Linked DNA regions of Homo sapiens: region 1 is linked to region 2. A link is an interaction called in ENCODE POLR2A ChIA-PET data of the cell type or tissue named here. Cell type or tissue: A673. All regions are shown on one strand. Each heading gives the region's core, and the rest is flanking DNA. Links, peaks and the distances in the headings are about the cores only.

The links. Peaks named below come from ENCODE experiments on the same cell type or tissue, not always from the same donor. Only the 100,000 strongest peaks of a DNase experiment are listed, where the experiment ranks them.
Region 1: POLR2A ChIA-PET joins it to region 2 with 5 read pairs; 7 of 35 experiments call an interaction of 5 or more read pairs at or near these places.

What each region holds. Positions count from the first base shown.
Region 1 is chr4:40,134,732-40,149,765 of GRCh38, reverse strand. N4BP2 (NEDD4 binding protein 2) reads right to left here. Exons shown (of 18, transcript NM_018177.6): 14 at 12,684-12,822; 15 at 6,905-7,093; 16 at 4,966-5,134. Among named protein-coding and RNA genes, the nearest start is that of RHOH, 55 kb to the left of the region's middle. RefSeq lists enhancers at 1,394-2,175, 9,974-10,567. In A673, for the core only: no CTCF peak of the experiment used is centred there; no DNase peak of the experiment used is centred there.
Region 2 is chr4:40,322,356-40,337,137 of GRCh38, reverse strand. CHRNA9 (cholinergic receptor nicotinic alpha 9 subunit) reads right to left here and starts at 1,805. Exons shown (of 5, transcript NM_017581.4): 1 at 1,607-1,805; 2 at 1,166-1,311. The coding sequence starts at 1,670. It overlaps LINC02265 (long intergenic non-protein coding RNA 2265), which reads right to left. Exons shown (of 4, transcript NR_121641.1): 3 at 10,228-10,428; 4 at 6,719-6,978. RefSeq lists an enhancer at 11,625-11,674. In A673, for the core only: no CTCF peak of the experiment used is centred there; a DNase peak (open chromatin) is centred at 3,017; H3K27ac peaks cover 1,991 bases.

The DNA.
Region 1 (15,034 bases), core at 3,706-8,705, 190 kb after region 2:
GCCACCATGCCCAGCTAATTTTTTTTTGTATTTTTAGTAGAGACGGGGTTTCACTGTGTTAGCCAGGATGGTCTTGATCTCCTGACCTCGTGATCCGCCAGCCTCGGCCTCCCAAAGTGCTGGGATTACAGGCATGAGCCACTGAGCCTGGCCTCTTTTTCTCTTCTTACAATTTTTTTAATTGAGATAAAATTAACATAAAACTAACCATTTTAAAATATGCAATTAAGCGGTTTTTAGCATATTCATCATGTTGTGCAACCACCACCACTAATTCCAGAACATTCCATCATTTCACAAAGAAATTCTGTGCCTCATAGCAGTCACTGCTCATATTCTTGCCATTCCAGTCCCAGCAACCACTAATCAAATTTTTGTCTCTCTAGATTTACATACTCAGAACATTTGGTAAAAATGAAATCATACAACATATGGCTTTTTATCTGCCTTCATCTTTCACAAAGAATAATGTTTACAAGGTCCGCCATTTCTCTACATGGCTAAATTAAATTTCATTGTATAGATTTACCACATTTTGTTTCTCTATTCATCAGTTAATGAACTTTTAGGTTACCACCACCTTTTGGCTGTTGCAGACATTCATATGCAAGTTTCCGTAAAGACATATTGTGTTTTTATTTCTCTTGGGTACATAGTTAGGGGCAGAATTACTGGGTCATACGGTTAATTATATGTTTAACCTTTCAAAGAACTAGTGAAATTTTTCACAGTGGCTACACTAGCAATATATGAGGGCTCCAATTTATCCACATCCTTAACAATACTGATTACTTTCCATTTCATTTTTCTGTTTTTCGATTTTTCAATTTTTTTTTTCTTAGAGAGTCTCACTCTGTCATCCAGGCTGGGTGAAACAACCTAATTGTCCATCGATGGATAAATTGATAAAAAAATGTGATATAGACACAATGGAATATTATTCAACAATAAAAAGGGGACCAGGCACAGTGGCTCAGGCCAGGCATGGTGGCTCACATCTGCAATCTCAGCACTTTGGAAGGCCAAGGTGGGAGGATCACTTGAGCCCAGAAGTTCGAGACCAGTCTAAGCAACACACTGAGACCTCCTATTTCTTTTAAATAAAAATAAAAATTTAATTAAAAATTTTTTAAAAGGGGAAAATCCTGCCATTTGCAACAATACAGATGTGGCTGGAGGGCATTATACTAAGTGAAATAAGCCAGACACAGAAAGACAAATCCTGTATGATCTCACTTACATGTGGAACCTAAAAAAGCCGAACTCCCTCTCCCCCTCCCCCTCCCCCTCTCCCTCTCCCCACAGTCTCCCTCTCCCTCTCTTTCCACGGTCTCCCTCTGATGCCGAGCCGAAGCTGGACTGTACTGCTGCCATCTCGGCTCACTGCAACCTCCCTGCCTGATTCTCCTGCCTCCGCCTGCCCAGTGCCTGCGATTGCAGGCGCGCGCCGCCATGCGTGACTGGTTTTCTTATTTTTTTGGTGGAGACAGGGTTTCGCTGTATTGGCCAGGCTGCTCTCCAGCTCCTAACCGCGAGTGATCTGCCAGCCTCGGCCTCCCGAGGTGCCGGGATTGCAGACGGAGTCTCGTTCACTCAGTGCTCATTGGTGCCCAGGCTGGAATGCAGTGGCGTGATCTCGGCTCGCTACAACCTCCACCTCCCAGCCGCCTGCCCTGGCCTCCCAAAGTGCCGGAGATTGCAGCCTCTGCCCGGCCGCCACCCCGTCTGGGATGTGAGGAGCCCCTCTGCCTGGCTGCCCAGTCTGGGAAGTGAGGAGCGCCTCTTCCCGGCTGCCATCCCATCTAGGAAGTGAGGAGCGTCTCTGCCCGGCCGCCCATCGTCTGAAATGTGGGGAGCGCCTCTGCCCCGCCGCCCCGTCTGGGATGTGAGGAGCGCCTCTGCCTGGCCGCGACCCCGTCTGGGAGGTGAGGAGCGTCTCTGCCTGGCTGCCCCGTCTGAGAAGTGAGGAGCCCCTCCGCCCAGCAGCCGCCCCATCTGAGAAGTGAGAAGCCCCTCCGCCCGGCAGCCACCCCGTCTGGGAAGTGAGGGCCAGCCGCCCCGTCTGGGAGGGAGGTGGGGGGTCAGCCCCCACCCGGCCAGCCGCCCCGTCTGGGAGGGAGGTGGGGGGTCAGCCCCCGCCCGGCCAGCCGCCCCGTCCGGGAGGGAGGTGGGGGGGTCAGCCCCCACCCGGCCAGCCGCCATGTCCGGGAGGGAGGTGGGGGGCGCCTCTGCCCGGCCAGCCGCCCCGTCCGGGAGGTGGGGGGCGCCTCTGCCCGGCCGCCCCTTCTGGGAAGTGAGGAGCCCCTCTGCCCGGCCACCACCCCGTCTGGGAGGTGTACCCAACAGCTCATTGAGAACGTGCCATGATGACAATGGCGGTTTTGTGGAATAGAAAAGGGGAAAAGGTGGGGGAAAAGATTGAGAAATCGGATGGTCGCTGTGTCTGTGTAGAAAGAAGTAGACGTGGGAGACTTTTCATTTTGTTCTGTACTAAGAAAAATTCTTCTGCCTTGGGATCCTGTTGATCTATGACCTTACCCCCAACCCTGTGCTCTCTGAAACATGTGCTGTGTCCACTCAGGGTTAAATGGATTAAGGGCGGTGCAAGATGTGCTTTGTTAAACAGATGCTTGAAGGCAGCATGCTCGTTAAGAGTCATCACCAATCCCTAATCTCAAGTACCCAGGGACACAAACACTGCGGAAGGCCGCAGGGTCCTCTGCCTAGGAAAACCAGAGACCTTTGTTCACTTGTTTATCTGCTGACCTTCCCTCCACTATTGTCCTATGACCCTGCCAAATCCCCCTCTGCGAGAAACACCCAAGAATGATCAATAAAAAAAATAAAAAAATAAAAATAAAAACATTACCTGGGGAAAAAAAAAAAAAAAAAAAAAGCCAAACACATAGAAACATAATAGAATGGTAGTTGCCAGGGGCCAGAATAGAGAGGAGGAAATGAAATGCTGGTCAAAGGGTACAAGCTTAAAAAGAATACATTCTGCTGAGCTAATGTGTAGCATGGTAATAATATTTAATAGCACTATATCATATACTTGAAATTTGCTATGAGAGTAAGTCATAGGTGTTCTCATCCCCCACACACAAAATGGTAACAATAGGTGATGTATGTGCTAAAGTACTTCATTGTGGTAATCACTTTACAATGTGTACATTTATCAAATCATCACATTGCATACTTTCAATATAAACAATCTTATTTGTCAAAAAAATAAGAGTAATAACTACCATTATTTAGTCATTTATTCAAAAACTTTTTTGAGTGTTGAAGAAAAAACATGATCATCACTGGCTCAATTCTTGGCCAAAAAGACAGGTATTTAATAACCAATTATACAATAAGCTTTTTATAAACACTGTGAGAGGTAGGAGTACTGTGAGAAGTTATTAACAGGGGGCCTAACTAGTATGGGGGTCAAGACTGACAGTGTAGTTAAATATACAGAAAAGGAGAAAAAAACACAGGGTGAGACTGGAGAGGTAAGCAAGAGATATTATGTAGGGATTTTAGAATTTATCCTAAATACAACTTGTATTTTCTTATTTTATTTTATTTTATTTATTTATTTATTTATTTATTTTTGAGAAAGAGTCTCGCTCTGTCACCCAGGCTGGAGGGCAGTGGCGTGATCTTGGCTCACTGCAACCTCCGCCTCCAGGGTTCAAGTAATTCTCCCTGCCTCAGCCTCCCAAGTGGCTGGGATTACAGGTGCATGCCACCATGCCTGGCTAATTTTTGTATTTTTAGTAGAGACGGGGTTTCACCATGTTGGCCAGGCTGGTCTCGAACTCCAGACCTCAGGTGATCCGCCCACCTCGGCCTCCGAAGTGCTGGGATTACAGGCATGAGCCACCGCACCCGGCCACAACTTGTATTTTCTTATCACAATGCTAATTACTTATGTAACTATTTTTTCACTGTTATCTATCCTACTAGATGGTATACCCCACTAGACAATAAACTCCAATAAAGACAAGGATTGTGTGTCTTTTTCACCACCTTATCCTTGATGCCTAGAATACAGAAGATAATCAAATATTTATTGAGTAAAACACTATTAATTCATCCTCTATAGAAAGAATATTCTTTCATAACACTTCTATATACTTGAAGAGTTTTCTTCTCTCTGGATTAAATAATAATTTAAACGGCTCTTAAAGTTTCTCTTTTCTAATCTTTACTGTTTTCTAGATTTTCTACAAGATTTCCAAAATTCAATTTAAAAACAACTGGGGTCAGGCTAGGAGCAGTAGCTCACTTTGGGAAGCCAAGGCAGGTGGATTGCTTGAGGCCAGGAGTTCAAGACCAGCCTGGCCAACATGGTAAAACCCTGTCTCCACTAAAAATACAAAAACTAGCTAGGCTTGGTGACACCCGCCTGTAATCCCAGCTACTCGGGAGGCTGAGGCACGAGAATGGCTTGAACCCAGGAGACAGAGGTTGCAGTGAACCGAGATGGCACCACTGCACTCCAGCCTGGGCAACAGAGTGAGATTATGTCTCAGAAAAAGAAACAAACAAACAAAAAAACTACTGGAGTGGGAGAATCCTATCACCTTATTTACTTCTGTATTTTATCAAGCATCTACTGAAAAATTGAAATCCAAGAAATATCAATTAAGTTTAATAAATGTCTATTGGACAAAGATATGTAATATTCCTGAAAGGTCTCATTTATAAGTCACAGAGAGGATTCGCAGATTACACCATGCCCTCCCGTTAATAAATACAGCACAGGAATACAAATGAAGAAAATGTTAATCATCATACCAATGAGGATCCTTTCCCAAGAAGGTTCTCTTGAAGAATGAATAACATAAACATTTACAGATGTTACACAGATATTCTCAGCCTGCATATTCAGACTCTCCTGAATTTGCAAGCTATACCAATATAAGCAAAGACATATATTCTATTGAAAACTTGTGATTACCACAGTCCTACCTTCAGTCTTCTTCTCTAAAACTCTCATCAAATGTTCTAGAGCTTCATCCACATGCAGCCCATGGAGGTCTAAAACATTCTGTGGCAGCAGCGAAGCATTGACTTTCTCAAAGATCTCTATGGCAGCAAGGTGATTGGCTTCTTTCATCTTCTGCTCATGAAGAGTACCCTAAATCATAAACATATCACCAAGGGACAGTTTTGCTGTTTGCTACTTGGGTGATGAGGAAGTTAATAGTGCCCCAAATAAAAGGAAGGGGGAAAAAGGGAATAATAAACCTAAAATCTTAAATAATGCAATGAGTTTAATATATAAGAATGCACCAAAATTTAGGTAAATTTCAGTGACTTAATAATGTAGTCCTTAAACTACTGAGTCATTCTTTCTAACATTTTCTGAACCAAAAGTCGTAAAAGTGGGAAACTTAACTAAACACGATCCTCACATGTGACAGTTAATTTTAGGTATCAATTTGACTGGACTGAGGGATACCTAGATGGCTGGTGAAGCATTGTTTCTGGGTGTCTCTGTGAGGGTGTTTCCAGAGAAGATTGCCCTGCATGTCAGTGGACAGAAAGAAGACCTCCCCTCCATGCGGGCAGGCACCAACCATGTGGGCAGCTGGAGGCTGGCTAAGACAAACAGGCAGATGTTCTCCTCCTGCCTTTGGAATTCAGACTCCACATTCTTCAGCTTTTAGACTGTGGAACCTGCACCAGCTGCCTCTTGGTGGCTCTTGAGCCTTTGACCCTGGACTGGGGGCTGCAGTCAGTATCCCTGGTTCTGAGGCTTTGAACTTCGACTGCGCTACACTCCTGGCTTTAAGCTATGCTATCGAATTCTTTGGTTCTCTAGCTTACAGCTGGCCTATTATGGGACTTCTCCACCTCTATGACTGTGAGAGCCAATTCCCCCTAATAAATTATCTTTCATATATCCTACTGGTCTGTCTCTCTAGAGAACTCTAATACACCATCTCAAGAAGGAATCACTGGTTTATTATTTGTGTATCCTTTGATAATGCTGGGTCTCATCTTGGCGTTCACCTTCAACATTTTGTAGTTACCTACCCCAGAAGCTATCCCCCAAGGACTACTGTTAGGGCTCACAGGCCTATAGCAGTTTGATACTCTTCTCTGCTCAATCACAAAGAAGTAACCCATATGGCAACACAAACATAAAAAGTTAAGCAGATTCCTGGCCGGAAGTAGTACCTTGCACTTGTAATCCCAGCACTTTGGGAGGCTGAGATGGGAGGATTGCTTGAGCTCAGGAGTTCACGACCAGCCTGGACAACATGGTAAGACCCCATACAAAAATTAGCTGGGCCTGGTGGCACGTGCCTGTAGTCCCAGCTATTTGGGAGGCTGATGTGGGAGGTTCACCTGAGCCTGGGAGGTCAAGGCTGCAGTTAGCGGAGATTGCACCACTATACTCCAGCCTGGGCAACAGAGCAAGACCTTATCTTAAAAAAATAAATAAATAAATAAAGCAAGTTCCTTATAATATCATGTTAAATGAGCCCAGGTAGAAATTTTACTTCCCAAAAAAAATTAATGTTATTTTTGTACTATGAAAGTGATATATTACCAAAAATTCAAACATGACAGAAGGCACAAAACCCCTTTAATCTCACTCTCAGATGGCCAATATTAATATTCTGCTGCCAGAAATATGGACTGTCAGAATAAACTGTAATTCACATAAGCAGTAAATGCAAAAGCAACCACAGAAACTGAGCATTTCAAATGCTCAAAACAGCAGGAGATGAAATTCTCAGAACCATACATTTCTTAGGATACCTTATTTATGTCACTTACATAACTACTACATTCCCCAGAATAACTTAATCTAGTCACAATATGGGTGTCTTATCTGCTTCAAGAGTATTTAGTTATTATAACTGACAAAAAATATATAATCAGTTTTCCACTTTACCTGCTGGGCATAAAAGGTGGCGACATTTTTTTTCCCTATCCGATAAGCTTCTTTGGCCTTGCTGTAGCACTCCATCCTCTTCTGTTGGTGAAGGAAAGCCTCTGCTCTGTAGTCATCATAGTCTGGGTACTCAAAGTCCTGGAAAGACAGTTCACTTGGTGTTTCTTCAGTCTCTTTTAATTTCTTTGGCTATAAGATATTAAACAATAAGTAACACACACAGAAAGTTAAAAAAAAAACTCATGCCTTACACCTTCACAAAACGCACATGAAAACTGGGCTGTCGTATATTTTCATCTCTCTCCTCAGGAAATAGATTCTCCCCAGCGTCTACCTTGTAAGTCAGGCATTTATCGACTATCATTAACTTTTTTATGCCGCTAAGGTTACCCTTTCTTTAACCACTCTCGGGAGATGTTGAAGAGTTCTCTAAAATTATCAAAATACAATTAGGGATACTGAACTCCGAGTTGGAAGAGGCGAGTTCAGTCTCAAAATGGAGGTAAAACCACCACCCAGTCACCCCCAGCCCAACTCCAGCCGTCGCCACCACCGCCAGAGAGAGGAGGGCCATGATCCAAAGGAACCAGAGCAGTTGAAAAAACTGTTCATTGGTGGTCTGAGTTTTGAAACTACAGATGATAATTTAAGAGAATAAGTGCAGAGGCTGAAGTGAAGTTACCAAGGTTACACGCTGCCCTCTCCCTCTCCCTCTCCCTCCCCCTCCCCCTCTCCCTATGGTCTCCCTCTCCCTCTCCCCACGGTCTCCCTCTCCCTCTCTTTCCACGGTCTCCCTCTGATACCGAGCCGAAGCTGGACTGTCCTGCTGCCATCTCGGCTCACTGCAACCTCCCTGCCTGATTCTCCTGCCTCAGCTTGCCGAGTGCCTGCCATTGCAGGCACGCGCCACCACGCCTGACTGGTTTTCCTATTTTTTTGGTGGAGACGGGGTTTCGCTGTGTTGGCCGGGCTGGTCTCCAGCTCCTAACCGCGAGTGATCCGCCAGCCTCGGCCTCCCGAGGTGCCGGGATTGCAGATGGAGTCTGGTTCACTCAGTGCTCAATGTTGCCCAGGCTGGAGTGCAGTGGCGTGATCTCGGCTCGCTACAACCTCCACCTCCCAGCCGCCTGCCCTGGCCTCCCAAAGTGCCGGAGATTGCAGCCTCTGCCCGGCCGCCACCCCGTCTGGGAAGTGAGGAGCGTCTCTGCCTGGCCGCCCATCATCTGGGACGTGAGGAGCCCCTCTGCCTGGCTGCCCAGTCTGGAAAGTGAGGAGCGTCTCTGCCCGGCTGCCATCCCATCTAAGAAGTGAGGAGCGCCTCTTCCCGGCCGCCATCCCATCTAGGAAGTGAGGAGCGCCTCTGCCCGGCCGCCCATCGTCTGAGATGTGGGGAGCGCCTCTGCCCCGCCGCCCCGTCTGGGATGTGAGGAGCGCCTCTACCCGGCCGCGACCCCGTCTGGGAGGTGAGGAGCGTCTCTGCCCGGCTGCCCCGTCTGAGAAGTGAGGAGACCCTCCGCCCGGAAGCCGCCCCGTCTGACAAGTGAGGAGCGTCACCGCCCGGCAGCCACCCCGTCCAGGAAGGAGGTGGGGGTCACCCACCGCCAGGCCAGCCGCCCCGTCCAGGAGGGAGGTGGGGGGGTCAGCCCCCCGCCAGGCCAGCCGCCCCCTCCGGGAGGTGAGGGGCGCCTCTGCCCGGCTGCCCCTACTGGGAGGTGAGGAGCCCCTCTGCCCGGCCACCACTCCATCTGGGAGGTGTGCCCGGCAGCTCATTGAGAACGGGCCATGATGACAATGGCGGTTTTGTGGAGTAGAAAGTGGGGAGAGGTGGGGAAAAGAGTGAGAAATCGGATGGTTGCCGTGTTTGTGTAGTAGGAGGTAGACATGGGAGACTTTTCATTTTGTTCTGTACTAAGAAAAATTCTTCTGCCTTGGGATCCTGTTGATCTATGACCTTACCCCCAACCCTGTGCTCTCTGCAACATGTGCTGTGTCCACTCAGGGTTAAATGGATTAAGGGCGGTGCAAGATGTGCTTTGTTAAACAGATGCTTGAAGGCAGCATGCTCGTTAAGAGTCATCACCACTCCCTAATCTCAAGTGCCCAGGGACACAAACACTGCGGAAGGCCGCAGGGTCCTCTGCCTAGGAAAACCAGAGACCTTTGTTCACTTGTTTATCTGCTGACCTTCCCTCCACTATTGTCCTGTGACCCTGCCAAATCCCCCTCTGTGAGAAACACCCAAGAATGATCAATAAAAAATAAATTAATTTTAAAAAAAAAGAGAATAAGTGCAAAAATAATTTCCAGAATAACTTAAAGTTTACATTTTGGCCAAGGTTTACATAACTCACAAAAACTCTCTTTCTGATTATATTTCCAATCATCTCCCACTTTGAGCAAGCACATCTTCTTATCACCCCCTATTACCATAATGACTCACAGTGCCTTGCATATTATCAGGAGGGAGAAGTAACTTCATTGCCAATTTGGCCCATAAGGTCTCATAATCATCTTGTGTACACTCTCTGCATTTTTATAATATGCTGCATCTATCTATCCATGACAGCATGTTTTCCAGGTGGGCAGAGGCATCAGTGGTAGCACTAACAGATCATATGAAAATCAAAATTACCTAAGTCCTAAATACCAACTAACTGACAATGAAACATTCAAAGAAAAAAGGGAGCACTTAATTTACCCCTGAGTGGTCTTATTAATAAGGATTGCAGGATGATAAGATTCTGTAAAGTAAAATAAAATAAAAAAATAAGGCTGGGCATGGTGGCTCACGCCTGTAATCCCAGCACTTTGGGAGGCCAAGGTGGATCACTTGAGCCCAGAAGTTCAAGACCAGCCTAGGCAACCAAAACCCTATCTCTACAAAAAATACAAAAATTAGCCAGGTGTGGTGGTTCATGCCTGTAGTCCCAGCTACTCAGGAGGGGGAGATGGGAGGATCGCTTGAGCTGTGATCCTGCCACTGCACTCCAGCCTGAGCAACACAGTGAGACCCTGTCTCAAAAAAAAAAAAAAGAAAAAAAAATGTAAAAAAAAAAAAAAGCCTAATGCTAGGCCTGGCGCAGTGGCTCACGCCTGTAATCCCAGCACTTTGGGAAGTCAAGGTGGGTGGATCACAAGGTCAGGAGTTCAAGACCAGCTTGGCCAAGACAGTGAAACCCCGTCTCTACTAAAAATACAAAAAATTAGCTGGGAGTGGTGGCAGGCACCTGTAATCCCAGCTACCTGGGAGGCTGAGGCAGGAGAATCACTTGAACTCAGAGGGCACAGGTTGCAGTGAGCCGAGATCGCGCCACTGCACTCCAGCCTGGGCGACAGAGTGAGTCTCTGTCTCAAAAAAAAAAAAAAAAAAGCCTAATGCTGATACAAAATTAATACAAAAAACCCAACTGCATGTCTATGTATTTGTAATAAACAATCCAAAAATAAAATTAATGCATAATTCCAGGCCAGGTGCGGTGGCTCAAGCCTGTAACCCTAGCACTTTGGAAGGCTGAGGCGGGAGGACTGCTTGAGCCCAGGAGTTGAAACCAGTCTGGGCAACATAGCAAGACCCTTTTCTCTTTTTAATTTAAAAGTAATATCAAAAAATAAACTTTTAAAAAGGACATAATTCCAGACCAGAAAGAAACAAAACAAACAAAAGAAATAATTCCATTTACATTTACAATAGCATGAAAAAGAATAAAATACTGTATTTAGAAATAAACTTAACAAAAGATGTGTAAAATTTATACTCTGAAAACTATAGTGCATTGTTGAAGGAAATTAAAGAAGACCTAAATAACTGAAAGATACTCCATTTCATGAATTGAAAGACTTAATATTGTTAATTGGTCTACATATTCAACACGAACCCCATCAAAATTCTAGCTGGCTTCTTTGCAGAAATTCACAAACTAATCCTAAAATTCACATGGAAATCCAAGGGCACCAGAATAGCCAAAATCTCTTAAAATAAATAAATAAATAGAACATAGTTGGAAAACTCACACTTCCCAATTTCAAAACTTACTACAAAGCCACAGTAATCAAGAAGCCGCAGTAATCAAGACAAGTGGTACTGGCAATAGGACAGACATACAGATCAATGGAATAGAATTAGGAGTCCAGCAATAAATCCTTGTAACTATGGTCAATTCATTTTCAACAAGAGTGCCAAGAAAATTCAATGGGGAAAGAATAGTCTTTGTAACAAATGGTACAAGACAACTGAATATCCACATGCGAAAGAATCAACTTGAACTTCTATCTCACTACATATACAAAAATTAACTCAAAATGGATTAAAGACCTAAATGAAAGGCCTGAAACTATAAGACTCCTACAGAAAATACAGGAGGAAAGTTCATGACATTGGATTTGGCAATGAAGCACAGGCAACATAGCAAAAGTAGACAAACTAGACTACATCAAATTTAAAAGGCTTCAGTGTCACAACAGAAACAACAGAGTGAAAGGCAACCTATGGAAAGGACAGAATATCTGCAAATCACATGTCTGACTGGGGACTTGTATCTAGAATATATAAAGAACACTTACAACTCAACAATAAAGACAAATAATCCAATTTAAAAATAGACAAAGGATATGAACAGACATTCTTCCAAAGATGTACAAATGACAAATAGCACATAAAAAGATGCTCAACATCAATAGTCATCAAGGAAATGCAAATCAAAACCACAATAAGACACCATTTCTGTATTAACCATGTCTTTTATTTTCTGTATTCTGCCACTGGAATTTTTGCAGCCTTCATGACACTAGAGAGGCTGCTCCTCCTGCCCCCTCATCTCCATCCATTCTCACAACCCCCTCAGGTTTAGCTAATTCCTAGAGATAACAAACACCTGTCTGGGAGCACGCCTTTCATTTGGAAACCAACCAGTCCAGAAACTATGCCTCCAACTTCCTCCTTTAATGGAGTTCTCCCACTCCAGGGCACTATCCACCTGCCCCCGAGTATCAGACAACCAGGGGAAGTCCCTATGCCCCAGAGCCTGCTGAAATTATTTAAACTAGCCAATCCTAAACCTGCTTACCCTGCCTTACCCATTCCTTCCCATAGAAACCAAAATACAGGCTTTTGCCCACATTTCCCCCCTACTCCTTCTGCCTCCTGACCAATCCTGCTGGCTCCCCATGTGAACTTGGGTAGCAAGCCATACCTCCTGTTTCCAGAACTCTGTGAGTATGATAAACTTCCTTCACGACACTTCCATGTCTGCACGTCTTACCATACCTGATTAAAACAAATTCTCGGTATTCTTAACACAACTTCCCACTCACTACAATGGTTATAATAAAAAGACGGGTGTTAAATAATAATATATGTCAGTGAAGATGTGGAGAAATTGTAACCCTCATACTGTTCTAGTGGAAATATAAAATGGTAGAGCCACTTTGGGAAAAAATTTGGCACTTTCCCAAAAGGCTAAATATTTCTGCCCACATGTTTATATTCAAGACCCATCACATTACTGCTATTCAATTAAACCACATACTCTACTGTGTCAGACTATACAGAAGTTGCAGAAATTCAAGTGCCTGTTTATCATGCACACGAAGGAAAAAATCAGCTATAAATTCATTATTTTGAGTGCACAGATATTATAAGCCAAATATGCCATTGGTGGTTAAATTTCCAGTCTAGTCAAAATGGTGAGAAATAATCATTAAATTATTATACTCAATGAACCAATTATATTTTTATATGCAATTATCTACCCTTGTAGAAAAAAAATTAGTAACTCCATACCTTTTTCTCTTTAGACTTCTGGCCAGTATGAGATGTGACATTCTCATTTTGGTGAACAAACTCTTGGGCTACAACTGTTTTTACAGGGTCCCCTTCAAGAACACAGTTAAGAAATTGCACTGTGTGTTCTAATGAATAGCTGTAGAAAATTTAAGTAGAAACATAATGTCAATAAATGAAAATAAGTTGTGTGGGACATTAACACAAGCAATCTTCAAACATCTTACAAGAATATGAAAAACTGGCTTACTTTTAAGTTTTCAACCTTGAAATTAAATGCTCATGGTGTATCTCAAAAAAAAATCAAGAATAATCAGAAGGAAACTATCAAATAATAGGTTCTCAAAAGCTAATTTTCAAAAAATGAATGCCAAAAGATAGTATATTGGTAATTCAGCCAGGCACAGTAGCTCACGCCTGTAATCCCAGCACTTCGGGGGGCCGAGGCGGGTGGATCACTTGAGGTCAGGAGTTAAGAGACTAGCCTGGCCAACATGGTGAAACCCCGTCTCTACAAAAAACCCAAAAATTAGCTGGGTGTGGTGACGCGCGCCTGTAATCCCAGCTACTCGGGAGGCTGAGAGGCACGAGAATCGCTTGAACCCGGAAGGCAGAGGTTGCAGTGGGCTGAGATGGTGCTACTGCACTCCAGCCTGGGCGACAGAGCAAGACTTTGTCTCAAAAAAAAGATAGATAGATAGATAGATAGATAGATAGATAGATAGATAGATAGATAGATTCAATTTCTAATCCTTTATACCAGGCAGATTAGCCATAACAAATCTTTCTTTCATTTTATCACCTATTCTTCTTAAATCCTTTGTTGGATTTATATGTGGTTTCCTTCAAACATCAAACACAGACAATAGACCTTTAAGCTGACATTTTTATTGTGTCAAATTCTACATTTACTTTTACCATGGGATTTTAGTCAAATTCTAAGCAGGGATACAGAAAAGAAAAACTTAAGCACTACCCTACCTCTCATCCCTGCATTATTCAGTCATATCTTGACGGTGATACTATATTATCTGTAGAATGAAATTCTACAAATCAACAAATGTCTGACACACTCACGTTCCAATATCTAAAGAAAATCATTCAAAAAAATTATATGCTGCTCAGTATTTCACACTATTTATGTCTCTCACCTCTTCCATTGGCCAGATACTGAGGAACTGACCATATACGAATATTTTTTGAAATCTGGTTAACTAGGCAGACATGGTGGCTCACGCCTGTAATCCCAACACTTTGGGAGGCCGAGGCAGGTGGATCACCTGAGGTCAGGAGTTCAAGATCAGCCTGGCCAACATGGTGAAACCCTGTCTCTACTAAAAATACAAAAATAAATTAGCCGGGCATGGTGGCGGGCGCCTGTAATCCCAACTACTTGGGAGGCTGAGACAGGAGAATTGCCTGAACTCAGGAGGCAGAGGTTGCAGTGAGCCGAGATGGTGCCACTGCACTCCAGCCTGAACAACAAGAGCAAACTCTGTGAAAGAAAGAAAAGAAAGAAAGAAAGACTGTAAACTAGTTCAACCACTGTGGAAGTCAGTGTGGCGATTCCTCAGGGATCTAGAACTAGGAATACCATTTGACCCAGCCATCCCATTACTGGGTATATACCCAAAGGACTATAAATCATGCTGCTATAAAGACACATGCACACGTATGTTTATTGCAGCACTATTCACAATAGCAAAGACTTGGAACCAACCCAAATGTCCAACAATGATAGACTGGATTAAGAAAATGTGGCACATATACACCATGGAATACTATGCAGCCATCAAAAATGATGAGTTCATGTCCTTTGTAGGGACATGGATGAAATTGGAAATCATCATTCTCAGTAAACTATCGCAAGAACAAAAAACCAAACACCGTATATTCTCACTCATAGGTGGGAATTGAACAATAAGAACACATGGACACAGGAAGGGGAACATCACACTCTGGGGACTCTTGTGGGGTGGGGGGAGGGGGGAGGGATAGCATTGGGAGATATACCTAATGCTAGATGACAAGTTAGTGGGTGCAGCACACCAGCATGTCACATGTATACATATGTAACTAACCTGCACATTGTGCACATGTACCCTAAAACTTAAAGTATAATAATAAAAAATAAAATAAAATAAAATAAAAAAGAAAGAAAGAGAGAGAGAGAGAGAGAAAGGAAGGAAGGAAGGGAGGAAGGAAGAAAGAGAGAAAGAAAGAAAGAAGCAAGAAAGCAAAAGGGAAAGAAATTTGGTAAACTAATTATCCAAAATAATGTGGTATTTTGCTATTCTTCAATTTATTAAAGACAACCCTTGAAAGGAAGCCATGTGCAACTACCAGTTCCA
Region 2 (14,782 bases), core at 1-5,000:
CTTCACAATAGGAATTTCACAAACACTCATCAAATTTCAATAAGTAAAGTGAGAGCTTTATTCTTTATTTATTCTATCCCCTTGATTGACTGCCAAGATCATATTTTTTTTCCTCCTAGATTTAGTGTTCAGAATGTAAAGTGGACAAATATTTTAGTATTGATATCTTTGCATAGATCAACTGCCTATATTTCCTGAAAATTGATCAATGAATGATGTACTTGAAAGCAAAAGTCAGGAAATAACAATGTGCAGAAGGAAAATCTTTCAAGTTTCATAACATTGTGTAATTAAACATAGATAAGCACTAATAAGCTATGCCATCTTAAAACACTACCTTTTTTAAAAAATTGAGATTGGCCGGGCGCGGTGGCTCATGCCTGTAATCCCAGCACTTTGGGAGGCCGAGGCGGGCGAATCATGAGGTCAGGAGATTGAGACCATCCTGACTAACACGGTAAAACCCTGTCTCTACTAAAAATACAAAAAAAAAATTAGCCGGGTGTGGTGGCGGGTGCCTGTAGTCTCAGCTACTCAGGAGGCTGAGGCAGGAGAATGGTGTGAACCCAGGAGGCAGAGCTTACAGTGAGCGGAGATCATGCCACTGCACTCCAGCCTGGGTGACAGCAAGACTCCGTCTCAAAAAAAAAATTAAGATCAAATTCACATTAAAACTCACCATTTTAATCATTTTCGAAGGGAACAATGCACCGGCTTCCAATATATTCACAACGTTGTGCAACCATCACCACTGCCTAATTCAAGATCATTTCTTCCCCCCGCAAAGAAACGCCGTAATCATTAAGAACTCACTGGCCGTTTTCCCCGTCCTCCCCACAGACCCCGGCAACCTCTATGCCGTTTTCTGTCTCTACGGATTTACCTCTTTTGGACATTTTATATAAATGGCTGCATACAGTATGTAACCCCATCTTTCTTTAGATTATCTAAGACTGTTACAGTTAATGACCAGGATTAGGTAACGTTTCTTGAAATTAATTAGTTTTGTAGAAAGCTTCCTTTTCCCGACATTCTCTTCTCCCACCAGCTTGCTTAAGGAGCTATCATTCCCTCTCAAATTCCCAGTTAAGACATTCTCTTCAGAAAGCATGGTTGTTTATCCTCTAAGAATCATTCCACAGAGTCAGCACCATGTGTTACTCACCATATCCTTAATCTGAGAGAGCGTAATCTGCAGGGTCACATTCAGGACTTTATCTGTATCTTCCACTGGACGAAGAGCATTAGAATAATCTTCAAAAAGGTCATTAAACAACTTCTGAGCATATTTTCCATCTGCCGTCTCTGCAGCTACTCAACAAGAGGGATCTGGATTAACATTCAGAGTGTTGTGTGTATTTCAAGACAAACAACACAAGACTGAGGTCTAAAATGGGGGATGGCCCAACACTGGCGAGGGACAAGCTTTGGGTGGATGGATGAGTTGTTTTTCTGGCATGCCCTACCAAGATCAGAGTCAGTAGGAAGCACAGAACACTTCCATGCGGTTGAATCATCTGTTTTGTCTTCCCTGTCCTGCCCCACCTCCCACCAAAGCAATAGCCCCAGATGAGACAAGATAGGTTACGTGTCACCAGCCTCTCACCTCTCAGTCTGGAAGCAGCAAAGTAGATCCAGCAAAAGGAGATGCAGGAATGGGACCAGTTCATCTTTTTCCTGAGCCTCTATAATAAAGTCTCAGTCAGGCAGCGTGGTCTTCCACTTCCCCCTATGAATACAAAGGATCTGGGCACAAGGAGCCCACACCGCTGCAGCCTTATGGCGGGAGAGCTCAGGCTTGCATTGCATGCAGGACCGAGATCCTGAGATCCAGGCCTGCCCTCCCTCCCCTCCGGTAATTTGAGACTGGCAGCTCCAGTGGCTGAGAAGCCGGGAACCCAGGGTGTGTTAGGTCCAACAGTGCTGTTGTGGGGGGCCATCTCAGTTGAGGGTCCCTAGCCACCCTCAGCAGAAACAACCAGACAGAAAAGGAGGTAGATGCAGGCAACAGGGGTATGCCTGACACCCCAGAGACTCCATCTAAGCAGAATGGGAGATTTCTACACCCACCATGAGCAGAGTCAGCCTGAGTCCAGGGACTAAGGGAAGCCTAAAAGACTGAGCCATGGGACGGCTGTCCAGAAAGACTCTACGTGCTTTTAGCAGCATTTGAAGAGGGAAAGAGACACGGTTCTATGATCTCCAGAATATATTGGCATTTTGGTTTTTTCTCTGCCTCAGCTTCTGATCCCTCCTGCAGCTGTCCCACTGGGCATGGATCTTGCATAGTAAATGTTTGTGAGTATATATGTGAGGGGGTGTGCTGGATGGGCGGATAATCACTCGCTTAAGAAGCAGCAACACTGTGAGTTGGATTTGGACTTGACCACCTGGGTTTGACTGCCAGCCAAACCCTGACGAGCTCTATTATTCTGTAAAAGTCACCTAACCTCTCTGAGCCTTCCAGAACTACAGACTGGGGAAAATAATATTTTCTCTCTCTAGAGCTACTGAGATAACTGTATGTGAAAGCACTTTCTAAATATCAGTAATTATCATCTTTGATCAGCTTTGCATACCCAGAATTTCTATACTCACCAAGTCACCCAGGATTTACCAGCTCGAAAAAAAAAAAGAAAAACTGGTTCAAAGGCTGACCAAATCAGCATGAGAATAATAACCAATGGTGATATTGCTAATGATGACACCCTTTGCATTTGAATGCTACTTCATATAAAGTTTCAGTCATTTCTCATATGTGATATAATTTTACTCCTATAAAAAAATGTCAATTTTCAATTGCTGCTTAGTCTGGAAACTCATGTCTGTCTCTCCTCTTGCCTGGGGAAACTGCTTTGGAAAACCATATTAAGATAATTTGGTTGCCTGGAATTGGAGCGAGGAAATTGGATAGCTCTGTTTCATCAGGTTACAGCCGCCTGATGAGTCACCCCATCCCTCTTCGGGAATGTATCCTCTGAGTGGAACAGACACTCAAGCCATCGGCAAAGTGTTTCTTAATTGCCTATCCCATTGTGTTGATTGTGAAGACATTATTTTTCTGACGCCCCTAGTCTGACTCATTCATCAAATGACACAATTCCGGGTGCCCACGCTCAGTCCTCCTTCAGCAAACCATCCGCTCCAGAATCTCAGAGGCAGAAGGTAATTTTGAAATTGAGTTTAATGCCTCACTTCTATATGAGGAAACTGAGGCCCAGGGATGCAGAGTGGCTTCCCTCCAGCAGTGATCGGCCAGAGACAGGATCCAGGCCACCTGCCCCAATCCACTGTGCTCCCTGCAACACTAACAATGCATCTCTTCCTTCTCGTTGTCTTTCATCAATATGGCTTTTGATGCCAGCTGGGTGGTGACTTCCTTGTGTGTAGAGGATCTTTACCTCATATGTCTTGGATTCCTTACAGCACTCACAGGGTTGAATTGTAGTTGACACAGGGCCTACCTTGAATGGTGTCCCTTCCCTTCCTATACCACTCCCCTCCCTTCAGGGTCCCTTCTCCCCTCAGGGGCCTCTTTTAGGTTGAAGCTGCTGAGAACCTTTGCCCATTGGGGTCCAGTGTCCTGGGGGGCATCCCTGACTCCATTCCAGGAGGATGATGGCAGTGCTCCCATTCCTTAGAATAGAGTCCTGTCTGACAAAGAATCCTAGTGAATTCTATGGCTAAAATATCCTCTGCCCAGCAGCAGAGTGGGGATGGGAAGAACAAATACCTTCATTCTGCTACATGTGTTTTTTAAAACAAAAATTACAAGAGTCAAACATCATGTTTTGCAAAGGATTTTTTCCCTGCAAATGAATATGGCATGAATATTTTCTCCATTTCATTAAGTACAGGATCAGAGCACTTCTAACCTGTAAAGAGCTCTTTGAGGACCATCTAGCTAAGGTCACTCATGTTACAGATAAAGAAACTGAGGACTAGAGAGGTCAGAAGCCTTCGCAAGGACATAACCCATCGTCCTGACTCAATACAGTGCTCCTTACACAACACCAGTTCATCTGGTGAGGAAGCTCAGAGGAAATCAAGGTCAAGTGTGCCTTTAGGAGGCTTGGGAATGCACTTCCTTTCAGCCAAGGGCAGGTGGGACTTCGATCTGCCCCACAGGAAGGTGGGTAAAGGATGCTGACTCTCCACCAAGAACCATGCCAGAGACCCTCAACCTCCCCAGGAGGCTGGGCTCTTCACAGAGGAGTGCTGTCCTAGGCACTCAGAGCCATGACGCATGCTAACCAATGCTTCACAACTCACTGAAATGGCAGGAGATACCTCAATGGGATGCCATCCCCAAGGACCTATTTCACTTCTACTTTCTAAATTTGCTGGATTTATCCTAGATATGTGTCTTGAAAAACAAACAAACAAAACAAACAAACAAAAAAACCCCCTCAAAGCTCCTTTAAAAGACAGCTACATGAATTCCTTCACCTTGCACCAGAGTTTAGGATAAGATTGGTAGTTAGGACGCAAAGTCATGCCAAAAGGGCTGCCCATGGCACCACTCTCCAAACATTTTAGGGTTTACTTCTGTCTTTGTTTTCTATTTCTTCTTCTTTTTTTTTTTTTTTTGAGATTGAGTCTTGCTCTGTTGCCCAGGCTGGAATGCAGTGGCGTGATCTCAGCTCACTGCAACCTCCACGTCCTGGGTTCAAGCAATTCTGTGCCTCAGCCTCCCAAGTAGCTGGTATTACAGGCACCTGCCATCACGCCCGGCTTTTTTTTTTTTTTTTTTTTTTTTTTTTTTGTATTTTTAGTAGAGATGGGGTTTCACCATCTTGGCCAGGCTGGTCTTGAACTCCTGACCTCGTGATTCACCTGCCTCAGCCTTCCAAAGTGCTGGGATTACAGGTGAGTCACCATGCCCAGCCACTTCGTATTCTTGATCAAAAGCAGTATAATGTAGAGTTTAAGAGCACAGACCCTGGAGTTGAACTGCTTGGATTCAAGTCCAACCCCACCACTTACTAGCTGTGTAAGCTCAGCCAGATTATTCGACCTCAGTTTCTTCATCTATAAAATGGGGACAATTATAAATAGTGCCTACCTCTTGGGGTTGTTTTGAGGACTGAATCAGTTAATGCATGTGGAACCCTAAAAATAGTGCTTGACCATAAAATTGCTGGATAAATGATCATTAAAGGGGAAAATGACATGCTAAGCATGTCATTTGTAGCTCAATGCCACTATTTGTTTATTTATATATTTATTTATTTAATTTATTTATTTTTCCTCCCCTCTTCCTCTCCCCCTTCCATCTCTCTCCCTCACCCAATCTCTCTCCCAACTTCTTGACAGACCTGGTTAGAGGATAATTGTTTTATGTGACAAGCAATTTGTACTGTGGGTGGAAGAATATCAGTCCTACTATTTTCTTGTTGTCCTTTTTTATTGTGATGTTAATATTATTGTCAGTCCACCGTGGATTTATTTATTTACTTACTTATTTCTGCAGTAGTCTTTTTAATCCTCTTATCCATTTTGTGAGAGTTACACAATCTAACTCCGTCACAGAGATTGGCAAACTCTCTGCAAAGAGCTAGATAGTAAATATTTTCATCTTGGCAGGCCATATGGTCTCTGTACCAACTACTCTTCTCTGCCATTGTACTATGAAAGCAGCCTATAGCAAAATGAATGTGTGGCTATGTTCCAATAAAACTTTATTTACGAAAATAGGTGGCAGGGCATAGTTTGTTGACCCCTGACATAGATAAACAGATCCATAAATCCACTTTGCTCATGAAAATTGCAATAGGAAACAGCGTTCCAGATGAAGAAGGGGCAAAGCCTGCAGGGAAAAGAGCTTGACATGCGCAGACGCATGGCAGGGCCAGGGCTGACTCCCACTGCAGCTCAGCCAGTGAGACTCAAACTGCCTTCCAGCGGAGGCTCTGGGCATGGAAGAACCCTTTCTAATAAGGAATCAGAAATGTAAGAGAACTGGAAAGAGTAGGAAGCAACCCTGTTGGATGTCTGGAGGCTGGGCAAGCCTCCTCACTTCCACAGGGTGACCGTGATAGTGTCGTGGATGAGGAATTAGAGTTTCCAGATATAGGTGATGGTGGGAACTGTGGCTACAGCCAGGCCAGGGGCTGGCAGGGTGAGCAGCAGGGGAATGGGTCAGAAGTTCAAGTGAGTCTCTCTGGGGTCCCCATGAATAAGGACAGGACTGGAGGGCAGAACTCTGGCAGTTTCACTGAGAAGTACAGAGTCCCAGAACACAGTTTTGTTTCTAGATTGCTAGAAATCCTAGCAACTCCCTTCCCCAGCTGTACTCAAATCCATTGGCCTGGGGAAGTGCAGGTTAGATCAGAACAAAAGCGATTCAGGAAGGGGAGGAAGGAGGACCTCTGGGCCAACAGGAACGTCGGACCGGAGCTCATTATGGTGTGGGCACCTGAAGGTGATCACACTGGGCATGGAGCCGATTCTCCTTTTGTGACTGCATGTGCCTGTGTCTCACTCTTGTCCCACTGTACTCTGGCTCTGTCAGTGGTGTGTAGTGGACTGGAAAACTCTTCTGAGTGAAACCCAGCGGGACAATCTCTCTTGGTGCTTCTGGGCATCGTGAAGGAAATGAACTTTCCTAACCTAACTTCAAACAGATCCAACTCCTGCGCATCATCCTCGCTTCTTCTCTCTCAAACCCCATGTATTAGTCTACTTGGACTCCCACAACAAAATACCATAGACCAGGTGAATTAAAAACAGAAATTTATTTTCTCACAGTCCTGCCTCCGTGCCTAAGGACCAGCTCATCCAAGAATCAGCTGGAAGTCCAGACCAAGGTGTGGGCAGGGCTGGTTTCCCCCAAGGCCTTTCTTCTTGGCTTGCAGATGGCTGTCTTCTCTTTGTGTCCTTACAGGGTCTCCTCTGTGCATGTCTGGGTCCTAATCTCTTCTTCTCAGATCCCCATGAATAAGGACAGGCCTGGAGGGCAGGGCTCTGGCAATTTCCCTAAGAGATACAGAGTCCCAGAGTTCTGTTTGGTTTCTAGGTTGTGACCCTATTCCCCGATTGTACCGAAACCCGTTGTCTCCTCAGATGAAATTAGTCCCGCCCCAGTGACCTCACTTAACCTTAATTACCTCTTTAAAGACCATATCTCCAAATATGGTCACATTCTTCAGTACTGGGGGTTAGGATTTCAGCGTGTGAATTCTGTAGGATGCAATTCAACCTGGAACACCCCACATCCAATCTGTGAATGAATCCCAGCAGTTCCACCTTCACAACATATCGGGAACCCAGCCGCCTCTCCCCACCTTCCCTATTGTCTTCCTGGTCTAAGCCATTGCTGACTGCCATCTGCACCAACCACACTTGCCTCCTAGCAGCCAACGGTGCCCCTGAATTCCCTTCTCCAGGTAAGAGCCAGACGGTCATTTTATTTCATTTCATCTATTTTTTATTTCTATTTTTATTTTTTTAATTTAATTTTTTTTTTTTGAGACGGAGTCTCACTCTGTCACCCAGGCTGGAGTGCAGTGGCACAATCTCAGCTCACTGCCTCCCAGGTTCAAGCAATTCTCCTGCCTCAGCCTCCCAAGTAGCTGGGATTACAGGTGCCTGCCACCATGCCTGGCTAATTTTTGTATTTTTAGTAGAGACAGGGTTTCACCATGTTGGCCAAGCTGGTCACAAACTCCTGAGCTCCAGCGATCCACCTGCCTCAGAGTCCCAAAGTGCTGGGATTACAGGCATGAGCCACCATGACCAGCCTATTTTTAAATAATTTATAAGATGGGGGTCTCACTGTGTTGCCCAGGTTGGGGTGCAGCAGCTATTCACTGCACTCCCTCATTATCATTGTGCACTGTGGCCTCCAATTCCTGGGCTCAAGAGATCCTCCCATCTCAGCCTCCCAGATAGCTGGGACTACAAGTACATGCCACCAAGCCCAGCCAGGTGGTCATCTTAAAACACAAATCTGATCATGTCACCCCTCTGCCCAGTGGATTCTCTCCAGTGGATTCTCACCTTATTTGGAATAAAAGCCAAAATCCTTACTGGCAACTACAAGGCCGTACGTGATGTCTCCCCCGACTTTCCTTCTCCAACACTCTCCCCCTCGCTCATGTAGCTCCAGCCGTGCTGGCCTCCTTGCATTCCACATGCACACTGCGCCCCTCCTTCTGTTCCCTCTGCCTGGAGCACCATTAGCATATCCTCCTGACTCCCCTTCTTCTTCCTCCTGGGTTCTGCCTAGTGCCTCCTTATCAGAAGCCCTTCCCTGATGATGTTACGTAGAGTAACATCCCAGCCCTCTCTCCATCTCTGGGATCCACCCTTCCTCGCACTTAGGACCAGCTGACCTGCATGTATGCATTGCACTTGGTAGTTATCGTCTGTCTCCCTACTAAAATTAAGTTCCACAAAAGTGGGGGCTTTGTCATGTTCTGTGCTATTCTCCCAGATACAGAGAGGATATTAGAGGATATTTGTTGATGCATAAATGAGTAATATCTAGAATGAGAAATCTAAGGAATTAAGAAGTAAGGGAAAGGCCAGCTTTCAGACAAAGAATGGTGGGTATATTTCCTATGATTCATAAGCTTACCTGATTTTTTTAGCACTCATGGCCAGGATGTTATTTACAGCCTTACATTGTCAGTCTACTGCTGTGTTATATTTTAACCTATGTCAAAGCAAAATTCCTTGAGAACATGGACCATAATTTTTCCCTTATACATAGTCCTAGCTCAAGGGAAACAACCACCAAATCCAGTTAGCAGCATCTGCCAAGGATGCAGGGGGAGGGTGTGGAGGCATCTCCCCATGTCTCTGCTGACCTAATGCAACAGAAAGGACCTAAGGACACAGGAGGAGTCCTATGGCCCCAGTTCAAGTCCTAGGACCACCACTTACTAGTCATGTTAGTAGTAATTATTTCTCAGAGTCTCATTTTCTCATTTGTATAAAGGAAGATTATAATATTTTACCCAAAAGGGTTATTGTGAGGATTCAAGAGAAAGCAGATAAAGTACCAAGCACACACCTGGCACAAAGCAAGACTCTCAGTGAATGCCACTATGATTCCCCTTGCCAAACCACACAGGCTACGGTAGTCAGAAAGCACCCACTGGTAAAAAGAAACTCATAAAGTTGCCAACAGAAGAGCCAAGTTCATGAAGAGACATGAGTGGGTGATAAGAGACATGCAGTTTTCTGGGTCAGGAGAGCAGCTGATATATGATCCAGGGTATCCAGTATGTCCAAGTGAGTGATCTGGGGACTGTAGCGGGCTCTGATGTCTGTGCTTTGTCAGAGGGTGCATACTATTTTCCCTGAAATCCCCTGAGGGAATATATTTGAAAGCTATAAAACTGTACAGTGTGGTATAGGGTGAGTATCTCCTGGCTTCCTCCTGTTTCTGGGGTCTTTCTTTGCTGCACAGAGGAGACCTCATCCATGGGAGATTTCTGTCCTCAATGGTAGCCCACTTGCTCCTTGGGACTTCTCAGACATTTTCCTTTGTTCTTGAGTTTCCGACCCCTTCTCATCCCAGGAGGTTCTCACCCCACTGGCTCTGCTTCCTCTTCTCATAGCAGACCCTGCAGTCACAATTGTGCAATATTTCCCTGCTCGTTGCAAACACTGTCTCTCTGCTAACATTGTAAGAGTTAGGCAAATGACAAGCATGGGAAAAAGCAGAAGGGGCACACTCTGCTCTTCTGTTAACAGTAGCACGCTACTTCAAGGATGCTAATCATAGAGAAGGGGAGCTGGGAGATTCGGAGACAACACTGTGCAAACCCAGCTGATACCCTTCCCAGGCTATTCTGAGAGCTACCAGCCCCCAACCTCTCCCACAGCTTCTGCCCCCTTAGAAGCAGCATGGCCCCATGGCCCCAAGACCTCACTCATCTCCCGCTCCCCCATCCTCTGCCCTGTTCTGGAAAGTGGGCACTAAAGGGACATGTTAAAACTGAAAAGAGGCAAGGAGGTGCTTTCTCCCAGTCAGCAACGCGCTGCTCCATCTCCCACCCCACCTGCCCACCTGCCCTCAGTGTCTCTTCGGCTAGGCCTACTTAGCCGAGAGCAGCCCCGTGGGTATGAATGGCCTAGGTGCCTGCTTCTGGAAGCATGTTTGGAAGGAAGCAGGGAGGGTACTGAAAGGTAAAGCAGGAGAACTGGAAGATTTTATTCCCAAGTGTTTTCCTCAAAGACACTTTTTAACTTTCTCCGTTTCTTCTTCTCACTTACCTCACCATTGCCATTGACATAGGCTCTGTACACCAAGGAGCTGAACGAGAGGAATCCAGGAGAGCCACAGAAAGGACAAGGGGAACCAGTGCAGGGGGATGGACGCACATCCGCTGACCACGTAAAAGCCAGGCCAGAAGCTAGGCTCTTAGCCTAGCTAAGGCTAGGTTTTCTCAGTGCCTTTCTGAGCCATATTGGAGCCTGAAAAAAAAAAAGAGAGAGAGAATATTGGCAATACTAATCCTGTTTTTTTTTGTTGTTGTTGTTATTGGTTTTTTGTTTGTTTGTTTGTTTGACAGAATTTCTCTCTGTCGCCCAGGCTGGAGTGCAATGGCATGATCTCAGCTCACTGCAACCTCCACCTCCAGGGTTCAAGCAATTCTCCTCCTTTAGCCTCCCAAGTAGCTGGGACTACAAGCATGCATCACCACACCCAGCTAATTTTTACATTTTTAGTAGAGATGGGGTTTCACCATGTTGGCCAGGCTGGTCTCGAACTCCTGACCCCAGGCGATCCACCTGCCTCAGCCTCCCAAAGTGCTGGGATTACAGGCATGAGCCACCATGCCCAGCCACTAATCCTGTTTTTAAACTTTGGTATTTTTATTTATAATGAAATATTTTGCATTAATTTTGATGTTTAGAAATATTGTATTAAGGCCAAGCATGGTGGCTTATGCTTGTAATCCCAACACTTTGAGAGGTCGAGGTGGGAGGATCACTTGAGGCCAGGACTTCAAGACCAGCCTGGGCAATAAAATGAGACCCCCATCTCTACCAAAAAAAGAAAAGAAAAGTTCTTTTAAATTAGCCAGGCATGGTGATGCGTACCTGCAGTCCCTCCTACATGGGGGAGGCTGAGGCAGGAGGATCACTTGAGCCCAGGAGTTTAAAGCTGTAGTAAGCTATGATCACACAACTGCACTCTGGTCTGGGTGACAGATAGAGATCCTGTCTCAAAAAAATTTATCTATATTCATTACTAATATTTTTGGCTCCCCCTTAAATGTGCACTGGAAGCAAGTGCCTCTCCTGCCTCACTCTGGTCCTGGCCCTGATGAGATTCAGCCCAGCTGATGGAACTGGTCAATTCACCTGGTTGATGATTTTTTTCAGAAAGAAAGAGTGAAAGCTCTAAAAATAATCTTTAAAAATCAAAGTCTATTTTTTTAAATGTGCAATTCTACTAAAATAATTAAGAAAGGAGTGAAATTCTCAGCCACAAAAAGAAACCAAATTTAGACACAATTCAAATCCTTTATCTTCTGACAAAGCCAAGGTACTTCACCTTCTCAGCCACCAGGTGTCTCTGTAAACTCCCTGCAGGCCTCTGCACAGGGCACTGCAGATAACGTCATATGTGAAATCTGCTGTTTTTAACCAGCTCTAAAGAGACAGCACATACAAAGAAAAAAAAAACAGCTTGAAATATAACAGCTTCAAATACCAAATTTACAGTGATCCGTCCATTTATCCAGGATTTCTGGCTAATAGCCAAGTGCTTATGATAATCAAATCTATTAACAGATTTAAGCTAAGAAATAGATTATTAGAGTCAAGTTGTCCTAATCAATACACTTTCTAGAATGTTCCTGCTTTATTGTTTTCTCGTATCTTATCTGGATTAATTTCTAACGGAGTATAATTCTGCAAGATCAAAATAGAGTATTCCAGGAACTAACTCTTCCCCTGGTTTGGAGGACTGGATTTTACCCAATTCTTTAGGGTAGAGAATTTTTTGTTGTTTTTGTTTTTGTTGAGGCAGAGTCTCACTCTGTCGCCCAGGCTGGAGTGCAGTGGCACGCTCTCGGCTCACTGCAACCTCCACCTCCCGGGTTCAAGCGATTCTACTGCTTCAGCCTCCCGAGTAGCCAGGACTGCAGGCGCGCAACACCACGCCAGGCTAATTTTTTTTATTTTTTGTATTTTTAGTAGAGACAAGGTTTTACCATGTTGGCCAGGCTGGTTTTGAACTCCTGACCTCAAGTGATCCGTCCGCCTTGGCCTCCGAAAGTGCTGGGATTACAGGTGTGAGCCACCGTGCCCAGTCCTGGGTAGGGAATTTTGAAAACAATATTTAAACCTTTTGTTTATGTTTAAAAAAAATCAGTGCATGAAGTGCTATGGGAGGCCCAGAAAACAAAGTAGTGGGAAGGTTGTACTATTCTTTCAAAGTAAGTTTACCTCGGCTTGTTGTCATCCTTTCCCTTCACATCCTCACCTCACCCCTCAGAAGAAAATGTAACACTTCAGTGAACAGACCATTTCCTCTGAATTTAACATTTTTGTGAGTTAATTCTGCAAATAAGCACTTCGTTCAACACCGTGGGGGACCATCGATCCTTCTTCCAAAGGTCCGGGAAAATGACTCTTGGGAGAGACCTCTGTGATGAGACTCCATGAGCTTCTCTAGCCCGTCTAAGATAGCATTTGTTCTTCATTTTAAAATTGCTACTCATAACAATCCCAATAGGAACATGGCTAATGTTCACAGTGAGGTGCTCACTACTTATTTTAGTACAGTCATTTCTCTGGGTTTCCACGGCAGGAAAACTCCAGCTTTTCTCTTAACTTCCTACGCAATTCCTCCTCATCTGCTTCTTCCCTCAATGTTGGATTTCTCAGGATTCAGTCCCAAGCCTTCTTCTCTTGGTCAAGGTAGAAGAAAATCTTAGCAGTTATAATGAAACCTCAAACTATAAGAAAAGAGGGAGTAATAGTGGGTTCCATGATGCCAAATTAGTTGCATGTCCTGAAGAGGATTGCCAGCCACAGGCTCCATCCCTCATATCTAGGTAGCTGCATCCTTTCTATGAGTCATCTGGGCTTTAAATGGCCATCAGATCACAGGAGGTTTCGTTCAAATGCAGATTCTGAGTCAGGAGGCCTGACTGAGGCTGAGATTCTGCATCCCACGTGATATAGATGCTGCTGGCCCATGGACCACACATTGAGTAGCAAGGTTTAGATGATCATATAATTATAATGAGATATTGATAAAACATACCTAAATTATCAATCACACCAACAGATCAAATCAATATATAATAATGGCTGAACTGGGATAGGGAAGCTGATTTTGAAAAATTTAAAGAATATATGCTTCTGGTTTCCAAAACTCAAAATCTATTCGAAGAGAAAAGGGACCTAAAAGTTCCATGAAATCAGAAACAAGATTCTGTTTTTTCAAAGGGCCCAACCTAAAGATTGATTGTGGCAGGGCGCGATGGCTCACGCCTGTAATCCGAGCACTTTGGGAGGCCGAGGCGGGCGGATCACCTGAGGTCAGGAGTTCAAGACCAGCCTCAACATGGAGAAACCCTGTCTCTACTAAAAATACAAAATTAACCAGGCGTGGTGGTGCATGCCCGTAATCCCAGCTACTCAGGAGGCTGAGGCAGGAGAATTGCTTGAACCCGGGAGGCAGAGGCTGCAGTGAGCCGAGATTGCCCCACTGCACTCCAGCCTGGGCAACAGAGCAAGATTCTGTCTGAAAAAAAAAAAAAAAGCAATGTTATGTCATAATTTCTGTAATCTTTGTGATAACTAGTATGTTTTGCCAGTTTTTAAAGGCTTTTAAGGTATTTAAGATCCAATGGATTTGTGTTGTAATTTTAATCAAGCAAAAAACCAAAAAAACGAACTTAATTTAGGCATGCAATTAACACTTAAATGTTTGGGAAAAAATATTTTCTTAAAAGCATAAGTTTTACTTTATTAGTTATAAATATACTACACACATAGAGAAATGCTGACTGTTGACTAAAAGAATGCTAATTGCTTCACAAATTTATGAGAAGGTCTTGCCGACCTTGTAGTATATCAAACGTGTCAAGTTCCTGCCAACGCAAGATTTCTGCAGTTCCTTTCTCCTAGAATGTGCTTCTCCAACCTTTGCTTGCCTATTTGTGTGTCTGTGTGCTTAATGACTCTTTTATCTTGGATTGTGAATTCTGTGACCATGGAAACAGTTTACCATGGTAATCTTTATACCTCTGCAAAGGTTGCTGGTATTATCCCATTTACAGAAGGCAGGCTTGGAGAGTTTTAAGTAGCATGTCCAAGTTGCAGTGCTGGGATAGAACCGAGGTCTTTCTTACTTGTGAGTCCATGAACATTATTGTGACACTGAGTTCAATAAACAGTGATCACTGATTGAATGCTGCTCAGGTCATCTGCTGTGTTCTGCAAACGCAAAGTCACAGAATTATGGGACCTCCCAGAGCTCTCCTTGAAAAGAACATTTGGGGCAAAACTTTAAACACTACTCCCTTGAAGAGCCAATCATAGAAAACACAATGAAAATATACATCTGTCATTTAGGCCTTAATATAAATTATGCCCCTTGCTCTTTACAAAAATCCATGGACTGATAAGAAAATGAAGGCTGTGCAAAGTGATATTTCCTAGCTTTTTGCATGGAAAGGCAGCATAGCATAGTTAGGAGTAGTGAAGAGTCCCTGAAAGGATTCTGGGTTCAGGCTGTCTGGGTTCAAATCATCGAATTGCCACGTTTTAGCTGGTGGCCTGGGGAAAGTTGTTTAAACTCTCTGTG